Linked DNA regions of Mus musculus: region 1 is linked to region 2. Evidence: chromatin loops called from intact Hi-C (ENCODE). Cell type or tissue: heart. All regions are shown on one strand. Each heading gives the region's core, and the rest is flanking DNA. Links, peaks and the distances in the headings are about the cores only. Region 1 has its middle 16 kb from the start of Myoz1. Region 2 holds the start of Ppp3cb (protein phosphatase 3, catalytic subunit, beta isoform).

Region 1 (5,376 bases), core at 257-5,256, 95 kb after region 2:
TTTTGCCAGCATTGTGCAACATACTTGTTATCTCAAGGACTTGAGCCATGGTCGTGGAGACAGGAAGATCAAGAGTTCATGGCATCCTCAGCTACAAAGGGCATCTTAGGCTAAAGAAGAGTCTATCTCATTTAACACTAACTATTACTGAAGAGTATCAAATGAAAAGTAACATTTGGGACTAAAGAGATGACTCAGCAGTTAAAAGTACTTGTTGCTCTTACAGAGGGGCCAGGTTTAGTGCCCAGGACCTAAATCTGTTCACAAGTGTCTATAACTCTCTTCTAGTTCCCACAGGCACCAGGCACTCATGTAATAGAAACACATAGTAGCAGGCAAAACATTCATACACACAAAATTAAATTTTTAAAAAGTATCATTTGCCTCATATATGAATATAAATAAAATAAATAACCATTTCCACTACTAAAACATTTTCTGAGAGCTTGCAAATGTTAATTATTTCTTGTTACAACTATTTTCCCAAGACTAGTTCCCTATACAATTATACACAGCATGAATATTATAATTTATTCAAGTCCCTGTATAACAATATAAACCCTCAAATTTAACATCATGCTAATATTCAAATTAGATTCTCATGTGTAGTATAAATATATGAGGAAGGAAACCCTATTAAGAGATACCCCTTCCTTGCCGGGTGTGGTGGCTCACGCCTTTAATCCCAGCACTTGGGAGGCAGAGGCAGGTGGATTTCTGAGTTCGAGGCCAGCCTGGTACATTTATTATGTCACGCTTATGTCTCATTATTGTCTCCCACGTGGGTTCTAAGCAATTAAAGACACAGAACCTTATACCTTTTATGTTTATACTCTGAGGTCTTCCATACAAAATAGTCTCAATAAATGTTTGTTGAGTGGATCTACGACATAACCCTTTCCCTTCAAAACCTACATAATGTTCTACACAACAGGGGTTCCATACAGCTTGCTGTTGAACTCTTACAGAAAACTTCAACTTCCACATAAAGCTTTTCCTTGTCCCAGAAAGGCACTAAGTTCAGTTACACACACCACAAACTAAGTTTTCCTCTAATACACATCAAATAAGTGGGTCCCATGACTATATTTAAGCTAGCTCAAGGATTTAAAAGCCATTATTCTAATTAATGAATCTATGAATCTCAATATGGCAAAATCCGGTTATATAATCAAAAGAAGTTACCCTTTGTAAATTTATACCTATAAAATAGAAACATTTTTGGAAAGCTTGTATCTTTACCCCTGACATGAAGCCATGATTTCCACTAGAAATGAATTAACCAGACAAAAAGTCCAAAATCAACTCCAGAAAACAGCTCTTGAGATTCAGAGAATAAATCATTTTTCTTTCGGTAATTTTAATTCCTTAAGATTGCTTTTATTTGCCGGGCCGTAGTGGCACACGCCTTTAATCCCAGCACTTGTGAGGCAGAGGCAGGCGGATTTCTGAGTTTGAGGCCAGCCTGGTCTACAAAGTGAGTTTCAGGACAGCCAGGGCTTTACAGAGAAACCCTGTCTCGGGAAAAAAAAAGAAAAAAAATAGATTGCTTTTATTTCTAGATATTCAAATTTTATTCTGTCTCTTAAAATAAAACTTCATCTATTTCTTCAGAGATAATCTGAATGGGCATACTGTGGAAACAGTATGGTTTCTATGCAAGGTACTAAACTATCCCTAGATTGAGTGTTCAACCTCCTGCTACAACATAAACACTTTCTTATTTTAAGCTCTATTTGTGAAAGGTTTGAGTGTCTTACTGTACATTCTTTTGTCATATCGTCTCTTCTGATTTTACACTGCATATATAATTTCATGGGCACAGCGTAAAGGAATTCTACACTTGAATGAATCTGGGAAGAAACGTGCTGTGAACACACACCCTCTTCTTTCGGCTCACAAACGCTCCAGAGGAAGCACACCTCATGGTTTGTGGGGGGGCGGAGGGGATTCCCCCTCAAGAATGTCTCTCTCCTGCCCCCACCCCACGCTTTATTTTAGAGCAGCAATCTATCACTATCCTACTCACAGTCTCTACGCTAAAAAGATCCTCTCCAACTAATACTAGTTTACCAAGACTTCTCCTTTCACAAGTCCAGAGTGTTGGTTCGTTGGATTATTTCTTTGGCTAGGAGAACTGGGAAGCTGGAAGGCTCCAGGACGCCACCATTCCCGCCACATCATTTAGGAGTCAGGTGCTGGCCCTGTGGCCCAGCCCTGCCTTAGGTGGAGCAGGGAGGGAATCGGTGTTTGCAAAAAAATCTGACCCTCCCTCTTTTCCGCACTCCTACCCCACCCTCAACAGTTGGAAAACAACGTGGGCCCAACTCTTTGCTCCCATTCAACATACCCTCTTCTGCACATTACCCCCATTTTCTTCCCACTTCTTTCGGATGCAGCTTGTCTCCTTTTCTCCCGTTCTGGGTCCCCTTAACCTCCTAGCTTCCATCACTCGCATGCCTCTCCGCTCCCACACCTGCCCCCCTGGAGCCCAATGCTACCCGAGTCTCCCTGCCCCCTGTCCCCGGACCTCCGAGCAGCGCCAACCCTCCCCTGCTGCCCCAGCTCAGAAAGACGCCCGGTCCCGCTGCGTACGGAACGCGAGTGCCTCCTAACGCGTCACCCCGGGGTGCAGGTCCCCCGAGACCCGACCTTCCGCACCCCCTCCCCCTGCGCTACCCCTGCACCCCGTTTCCGCCGGCCCCGCCCCCCTGAGAGTGTCGCACTCACCGCTCCCGCCGTCGCATCCTCAACCGCCGCGGCTGCTATAGCTACAGGGAGCCAAGGCAACCAACTCTCGCGATACCTCCCTCGGCGCCGACGAGAACCGTGGAAAAGAGACTCGCTGGAAAATGAGCCTGGCGACTGACGGCTGAGGACGTATCGCGATAATCGTGTGTAAGATGGCGGCGGCGGCGGCGGCGCGGCTCAGGGTGAGCCGGGAAAGACCCGGGCGAAGGCCAACTGTTCTGATGGAGTCGAAGAACGCCGGCCAGCCGGTGGTCTGCTCCCGCCGGGGACAGTTATTATGGCAGACTCTCTGCTGAACTAAACTTGGGCTGTGCGCTCGCTCCTTCCTCCTCGCACCGAGAACCGCTTACCTCAGGTTCCGTTTCCCTGACATTTTCCCCTCGTGTCGAATTGCTGGAGATGGAGTGGGTAGGCCCGAAATTGACCTCCTCACCTCCAGGTTACCTTCAGGAATTTTTTCATCCGTTCTACCGTCTGCCAAACTTACTTTGCTTCCTCGGAAAAGTTTATCCCGGGTGCCCCGCCCCATCAATTTTCGAGACCAAAATAGGAAATAAGTCACAGGCCCACGCACAAACAAGAAAGAAAGAAAGAGAGAGAGAGAGGAAAAAAGAGAGCGAAAAAAGACAGACCTAAGGTGTTTAGCTGTGGCATGCAACTGGAATCTCACAGGAGTAGGATTTGCACTTGCTGGTCGCGGGCCTCTGCTTACATCCTCAGAATCTGGACTTCCAGGGGTGTCTCTGCTCTATGGCAATGAAGCAGAAGGATTTACCGAATCCTGGTCAACAAGGAGGAATGAAACACAAGGGATGAGCAGGACAATAGAATTGGGAAGAATGTTTACCTCTCGAAGCCCTTGAGAAATTTTCGTGAGGTGCATTCAGTTCTGTCAAGTAAAAACATATATGGCTAACTACAGTGTACAACTTAAATGTTCCACTTGCTACATTATTAACAAAATTGATTTCACTGGTATTTTTAACCGCATCAGTTTCAAATCAGGCCAGGTGTGGTGGCTCATGCCTTTAGTCCCAGAACTTGGTAGGCAGAGAGAAGTAGATCTCTTGCAAGGCCACCCAGATCTACATAGTGAATTCCAGGACATGTCTCTAAAAATTCATTAATTTTAGAAAATAATTTGTAATCGATATTAATCCATTTCATTTTTAAGACATGGTTTCACTCTGTCACCCTGACATGCCTGAACTCCCAGAGATCGCCTGCTTCTGCCTCCGAAGTGCTAGGAATTAAAGTCCTGAAATGCCACACTCATCCAAGATTGGTGTTTTCCCTTACTTTTTCAGAAACCAGTGTTTAGGGGCTGAAGAGAGATCTCAGCGGTTAAGAGTATTTGTGGAGAGTGTAGCTCTTAGACAGGACCAGGGTTCAACTAACAGCTCCAGCTACGGAGGATCTAATGCATTCTAGCTTCTGCAGGCACTGCATGCGTGAGGTGCACAGACATGCAGGCAAAACATCCATAGGATGTAAAAAATAAAAGTAGATAAAAGTTTTAAAATACTTATTTTGTACTTATTCCACATTTCAGTCAACCAGAAATGTTTAATGAACTCAGAAATCACATGCAGCTTGCTAATAAGTACAATATTGTGCAGCATAGACTTTGTCTCCATAGTATCGAATGAATGAGCACTCTCCGAGAGCCAGAGAGTAATATTCTGGCTATGTGATTTGTAAAAGAGGGACCTTTAAAATTGCTAACTCAATGGCAGCAGGGGCTAGGTGAATAACAAAAGCTAGTCTTGTATAATATAAAAACTAGTGAGTACTAGAACCCACTAGAATCACAAATTCTTACCTGAAAGGACTCTCTTGAGTTGACAAGGTCTCACTATGTCGCTCTGGCTGTCCTGGAACTCACTCTGTAGATCAAAGTGGCCTTGAACTCAGAGATCCACCTGCCTCTGTCTCTCAAGTGCTGAGACTAAAGGCATGCACCACCCATACCTTCCTACTCCTGAATTTTAAAACAGAGTAATGTATCTGGGGCTTAAATTCAATCCCCAACACTGCAGTAAAAATAAAGATAGTAGGATGGGTGTAGTGGCAGAGTCCGGAGAATCACTACAAGGTCTGTGCTAGCCTGTTCCACACAAGCCAGGCGTGGTGGCGCATGCCTCTAATCCTAGTACTCGGAAGGCAGAGGCACACGGATTTCTGAGTTTGAGGCCAGTCTGGTCTACAGAGTGAGTTCCAGGACAGTCAAGGCTACACAGAGAAACCCTGTCTTGAAAAACCAAAAAGGAAAAAAAAAAAAAAAAAAAGACTTGCAGTCTATCCAGAGATACACAGACTCTTCAAAAGAGAATATATATATATATGAATGATGGCAGACAGAAGACACTGAAGAAGAGAACACTTTTCTCATGATGCTAGGAAATGGAACCTAAGGCGTCTTCCCTAGTGAAGCCCTGCACCACACTATTGCAGAGGTTCTCAACCTGTGGGTCCTAAGGCTTACAGATCATCAAGTGACCCTTTCTCCAGGTTTACAGATCAGATATCCTGCATATCAGATGTCTACATTACAATTTATAACAGTAGCACCATTACAGTTATGAAGTAGCAACACAATAATGTTATGGTTGGGGGCCACACAAC
Region 2 (5,335 bases), core at 336-5,335:
TTCCATTTATTTATTGTGCATACATGTGTGTGGAGGACAGAGGACAACTTTCAAGAGGAACTGGTTCTCTTGCTTCCATCATGTGGGTCCCAGGAATTAATTAAGATCAAGCTTGGCAGCAAGCACCTTCACCAGCTGAGCCATCTTACCAACCTGTTTCCGTTTTCTTAATTGAAATATATACCCCCCCCCAAAAAAAAAGGGAAGAAAGAAGAGAAAAAGAAAAGAAAGAAAAAGTAACAAAAGCTTCAGCAACATTTTGTTTGGTTTGAGGATTTGAGACAGAGTCTCACTATGTAGCCCTGGCTGTTCTTGAACTGATGATCCTCCAACCTCCCAAATCCTTGAATTATCAACATATGCTATTGTGACTAACCATATCAGGTTAATTTTTTTACAACTCATTTTGATTTTTAATTATGTGTATGCATATATGTCCGTGTGGGAGTATATGAAAGTGAACGCAGCATCCCATGGAGCACAGAAAAGAGTATCAGCTCTTCTGAAACTGGAGTTAGACAGCTGTGGGCTGTTTGATATAGATGCTGAGAATGGAACTCTGGTCCTCTGTAAGAGCAGTACATGGGACCAACAACCAGCCTCTCTGGACCATCAGGTTTAGAACTAAATATTACTAACCAAGAAATCTATTTTCCATGACTATGAAATAAGAGTTGCTACTAAATTTTTAGTAGCAGGCTCATTGCATTTATAAATGAAACACCTATAGTATTAAAATATCTCAAACTTACATATGTATTTCCTAAGTGTGACTATTAACAAAACATTCTATATTCTCTTAAAAACCTACATGTCTGGGGACTTAAAATGGTTCAGCAGTTAAAAGCCTTTACTGTCTGCTCTTCCAAAGGATCTAAGTTGGGTTTCCAACACCCATATGGCTAAGAGCCTTCTGTAACTCAAATTACACAGGATATAACACCCTCTTCTGGCTTCATGGGACACTATACACATGTGGTACATATGGTGACATGAATGCCTAAAACATCCATACACATAAAAGAAAATCAATCTAAAAAGAAAAAAATAATACATGTCCATAAAATAAAGGTCTTTAAAATAGAAGCGTTGAGTCTAAAATTTAAAGACAAAAAAGGAAAAGTTCCAAAGAGGAAAAGACTACTTGTACTCAATTCTAATGGCAGTTTCCTCATAATCTGATGATGTTGAGTCTATGCAAAGCTAGGGAAGTGTCCTGGACTTACAAAACCTGAGCTTTACTTACATGCTGTTGTTGTTTTACTTATTTATCTTTTAAGACAGGGTGCATTATGTAGCTCCGGCTAGCCTGAAACTTGCTATGTAGACCAGACTGGCCTCAAAATTAACAGCAACTTCCTGCCTCTGCCTCCAGTGTGGTGGGATTAAAGGCATGTGACCACAGTATCAGGAATTCTAATACATTCCACATAGAAATGAAAGTTGTCACCATGAAGAAGATACAACTAATACACAACATGCATTAACCATACGTTTATAACTGAAATTTCCCAAACAAGCTCCTTTCCTACTAAGAAAATGGTTTTCATTTCAAAACAATAAACTGTAAATGGCTATGTATTAGACTCACAACTCACCCCTAAAGAATCTGCCTTCTGCTTGCAACTCGTTTTTCCTTCATTAAAGCAGTATGAGAAAAAGATTGCTACATAAATGACAAGGAACAAGATTCACAAAAGGACAACATAAATACATGATTTGGGAATGTGACTAGTTACGTCAGCTATTATTCTGGTGAAAAGTATCCAGAAAAATAAGCACACAGGAAATATAGTTAAGAAAATGAAGAAGCAGGCAATGGCCTGTTTCAACCCCCACCTATACAATTACAGAAATTAATAGGATCAATGCCTGATCTTCTATCCTTCAAGAAAAAAAAAAATCCCAGAAAAAGAAGCTCATAAACTATTCATTCTAGGGGCTGGTGAGATAGCTCAGCGAGTAAGAGCACTGACTGATCTTCCAGAGGTCCTGAGTTCAAATCCCAGCAAACACATGGTGGCTCACAACCATCTGAAATGAGATCTGACACCCTCTTCTGGTACGTCTGAAGTCAGCAACAGTCTACTTATTTATAATAATAAAATAAATCTTTGAGAAAAAAACCTATTCATTCTTTTTTTAAAATTTATTTAATGTATATGAGTACACTGTCACTGTCTCCAGACACACCAGAAGAGGCATCAGATCCCATGACAGATGGTTGTGAGCTACCATGTGGCTGCTAGGAACTGAACTCAGACTTCTGGAAGAGCAGTCAGTGCTCTTACCCGCTCTTACTCCAGTCCTATTTAGTTCATTCTAATGCTTAACCCAACCACATATGTCATGCTTTAAGAACCTAAAGTGCAGATTGAAAACAGAAAAAACACAGGTGGGCAGTGGTGGCGTACACCTTTGATTGGGCTCTTAAGAAGCAGAGGCAGGCATATCTCTGAGTTCCAGACCAGCCTACTTTCCAAGTTCCTGGCTAAGACTACGCAAAAAAGCCCTATCTCGAAAAACCAGCACACATACATACATACATACATACACACACACACACACACACGAGAAAAGGGTTTGTTTTAAAATATTTTAATGGCAAACCATGGTCACAATTCAAAGCAAAGCTAGCAGTATTTAAACACTGTGCCAGTCTATACTTGAGACACTGAATTTGAAAATTAAAATAACTTTAAAAATGAGCATAATCTAAATGACGAAATCTTCATTTTACGATTTCTGCTTATTGACTGCAAAATAAAGAAAAATAATTTCAGTTCTTAATATTCTTAATCCATAGTATTAGTGTGGTAGATGGGCTCTCTCTGAGAGCCTGGACTTTTAAGGAACTTTCAACTGCCTCTCAATTTAATTTAAATAAATCTGTTTATCTGTACACACACGTCCTCCCTGGCTCAGAAGAATTTCACTTTTCCTTCTAAAGAGTAAGTCGTGTGTTTAGAGGCGGCTTGTAAAACCCTTTCTGTTAAGTGTACCACTTCCTATACATGGGACTTTTTTGCCTCCTCTTTGTAAGATGGCTTTTTCCCCTGCCCCGCAGCTACGTCTGGGTTCCTAGGTCACCCCGGGATCCTTCATCCTGGTCCAGTCCCATACGGTTTTCCCGATTTCCGCGCGGGGTGGCATCTGAGGGCCGAGCGCAAACCCCCTGCGGCTGGCGCTAGCTAGGCGTTGTCACCCGGGAGCAGGCGTGGGCCAGAACGCGGGCGAGTCCAACGGCGTGCGGCTAAGGGGTTCCGGGGCCCCTCGGTGCGCCCGGGCAAGCCGGGAGTGCAGCTGTCGAGGAGCCGGAAGCTCTTAACGCGGGCGCCGCGCCGACCACAGGCAAAGCAGGAAAGAAAGGGGCTCACTGCGGCGGACGGCCCTGAGCCCGCGTTAGCGACAGCCCGCGCACGACGCCCGCCCGGGCCTGCAGGGCGAGCGGGAGACCGAGGAGCAGCCTACGCCTCGGCCCGGCCCAGCGGGGACCCGCCCAGGGGCCACTCCCCAAGGGAGGCAGCCAGTCACTCGCCCGCCCCGCCAGGCCCGCTCCTGAGGGGACGGACTCCCGCCCGCCCTCACACCGCGCCTCACGCCAGGCCCCCAGGCTTCGGGTACCTCTCACCTTTGACGACGCGGTCGGCCCCGAGAGGGGGCGGTGGGGGCGGGGGCGGGGGCGGCGCGGCCCGGGCCGGCTCCGGGGCGGCCATGCTGGGCCCGGGGCTCGGCTAGGTGCCGGGACGGGCGGGGTTGGGGGCGGGGGCGGCGGCTACCAGAGCCAAGCGGCGGCGCCGCCGGGGAACATGGCGGACCCTCTTTCCCTTCAGAGGGGCTAAGACCGTCATGCATCGCGCGTGCAGGGGCGGGGGCGGGACAAGCTCCAGGGACTTGAGCAAAATTACCGAGGCTACTACAGAAACGGAAACAGTCCAAGGGATCAGGTGAAAATTCCGTACATGCAGAAAGACAAACCAGTAAAGAGAGGTTGCAGATTAAACTGAGGGGCTGTTGATAAAATGCAAGGGGAAAAAAGGACGGTTTTTTGGCCGCTTTGGAGCCCAGGAAAATGAAGAGGTGTAATTTGATCTCAGAATTTCCCAGGCCTAGACAAATATATGACAATTTATCTACAAAATCTAAGTGATAATACTATGGCCAGAGAGAAAAATGAAAGAAGCATCAGGGAATCTATAGAGTGGCATTATCATTTAAAATGAAATTTTCCCTTTAATACCAGACCTCAGGAGGCAGGGGAAGGCAGAACTCTGTAAGTTCAAGTCTAGCTAGGTCTAACCACTCAGGGCAACAAAGTGAGACTGTCTCAACAAAACGGGGCCCTAGAGAGTTGCATAGAATTCGAACTCTTGCTTTGAGAGTTTGGAAAAGTCCAAAGGCACATAAATTCAGCTGGAAAAGTCTAAGCACCACGATTTAAGAACCAAAATGGATCAAGGGAAGTAGGGAATGACACCAAGAGGTGTCCTGAGAACCTGTAAGATTCCCCTGGAAAGCCATTGCCTCTCTCGTAATTCACTGAGCAAATAAATTTGAAGGCAGAGAGATGGTTCAATGGATAAAGGTGCTTGCAGCCAAGGACTGTGATTTAAGTTCCTTAGGACTAATCCCCATGGCCGAAGGAGACAATGGAAAGAAGGAATTAGACTCCTTCTAGTCTGACATCTACTAAAACTTGTAAATAAAGAAATGAAATAGAAAAAAATGGAAAGCAGAGACTAAGTAGGTAGAAAATAGGAAATTAGTTCCTTATCTTTGTACATACTCGGAATTTGAATTTGGGCAACTTGCAGAAACAGATCCAAGTTGACCAGCATCCAAGAGGTCAAGAAACAAGTACAGGTGGTCCTTAACAGTTATTAATAAGATGCTCAGATGCTGAAGGCATAGGCCACCAAACCCAGTAATGGAACCACAGGGCACACAAGGTATTAAAAGAGAACTGACTAGTACAGCTTACTCTAGCCTTCATGTGTCCTCCTCATACATATGCACAGTCATTACACTTCTTCCAAAAAGATAGAATTGTGTGTATGACACGAGCAGTGTTGAATGGTTCAGGGGCCAACATATCTACTAAGGCCCATGTCTCTATGTTATAGCATCCAAATAGGATGAAACAAGAAAGCCCTCTGTATCTTATTACTCAGTAACACAAGTTCTCAGAATCTGTCCTCAGTGATTAGGAGGGCAACGTTCTCAGCATCTGTTGTTTCTTTGTGTTCATCAGTAAGATCAAGATCTGGAATAAATAAGGAGGGAAAACCCAATAGACATTCTTTGCAAAGGGAACCTTCCAAATTATTTTCTTTTG

The links. Peaks named below come from ENCODE experiments on the same cell type or tissue, not always from the same donor. Only the 100,000 strongest peaks of a DNase experiment are listed, where the experiment ranks them.
Region 1: a loop joins it to region 2, with 9 times the contacts of the local background. A loop is called at or near these places in 1 of 42 quality-filtered maps.

What each region holds. Positions count from the first base shown.
Region 1 is chr14:20,638,187-20,643,562 of GRCm38, forward strand. It overlaps a transcript of Usp54 not described here. Among named protein-coding and RNA genes, the nearest start is that of Myoz1, 16 kb to the right of the region's middle. In heart, for the core only: no CTCF peak of the experiment used is centred there; a DNase peak (open chromatin) is centred at 2,795; H3K4me3 peaks cover 2,384 bases; H3K27ac peaks cover 2,378 bases.
Region 2 is chr14:20,542,725-20,548,059 of GRCm38, forward strand. It overlaps Ppp3cb (protein phosphatase 3, catalytic subunit, beta isoform), which reads right to left and starts at 3,849. Exons shown (of 14, transcript NM_008914.3): 1 at 3,632-3,849. The coding sequence starts at 3,716. It overlaps 1810062O18Rik (RIKEN cDNA 1810062O18 gene), which reads left to right and starts at 3,569. Exons shown (of 6, transcript NR_033571.1): 1 at 3,569-3,620. In heart, for the core only: a CTCF peak has its summit at 3,428; a DNase peak (open chromatin) is centred at 3,537; H3K4me3 peaks cover 2,458 bases; H3K27ac peaks cover 2,073 bases.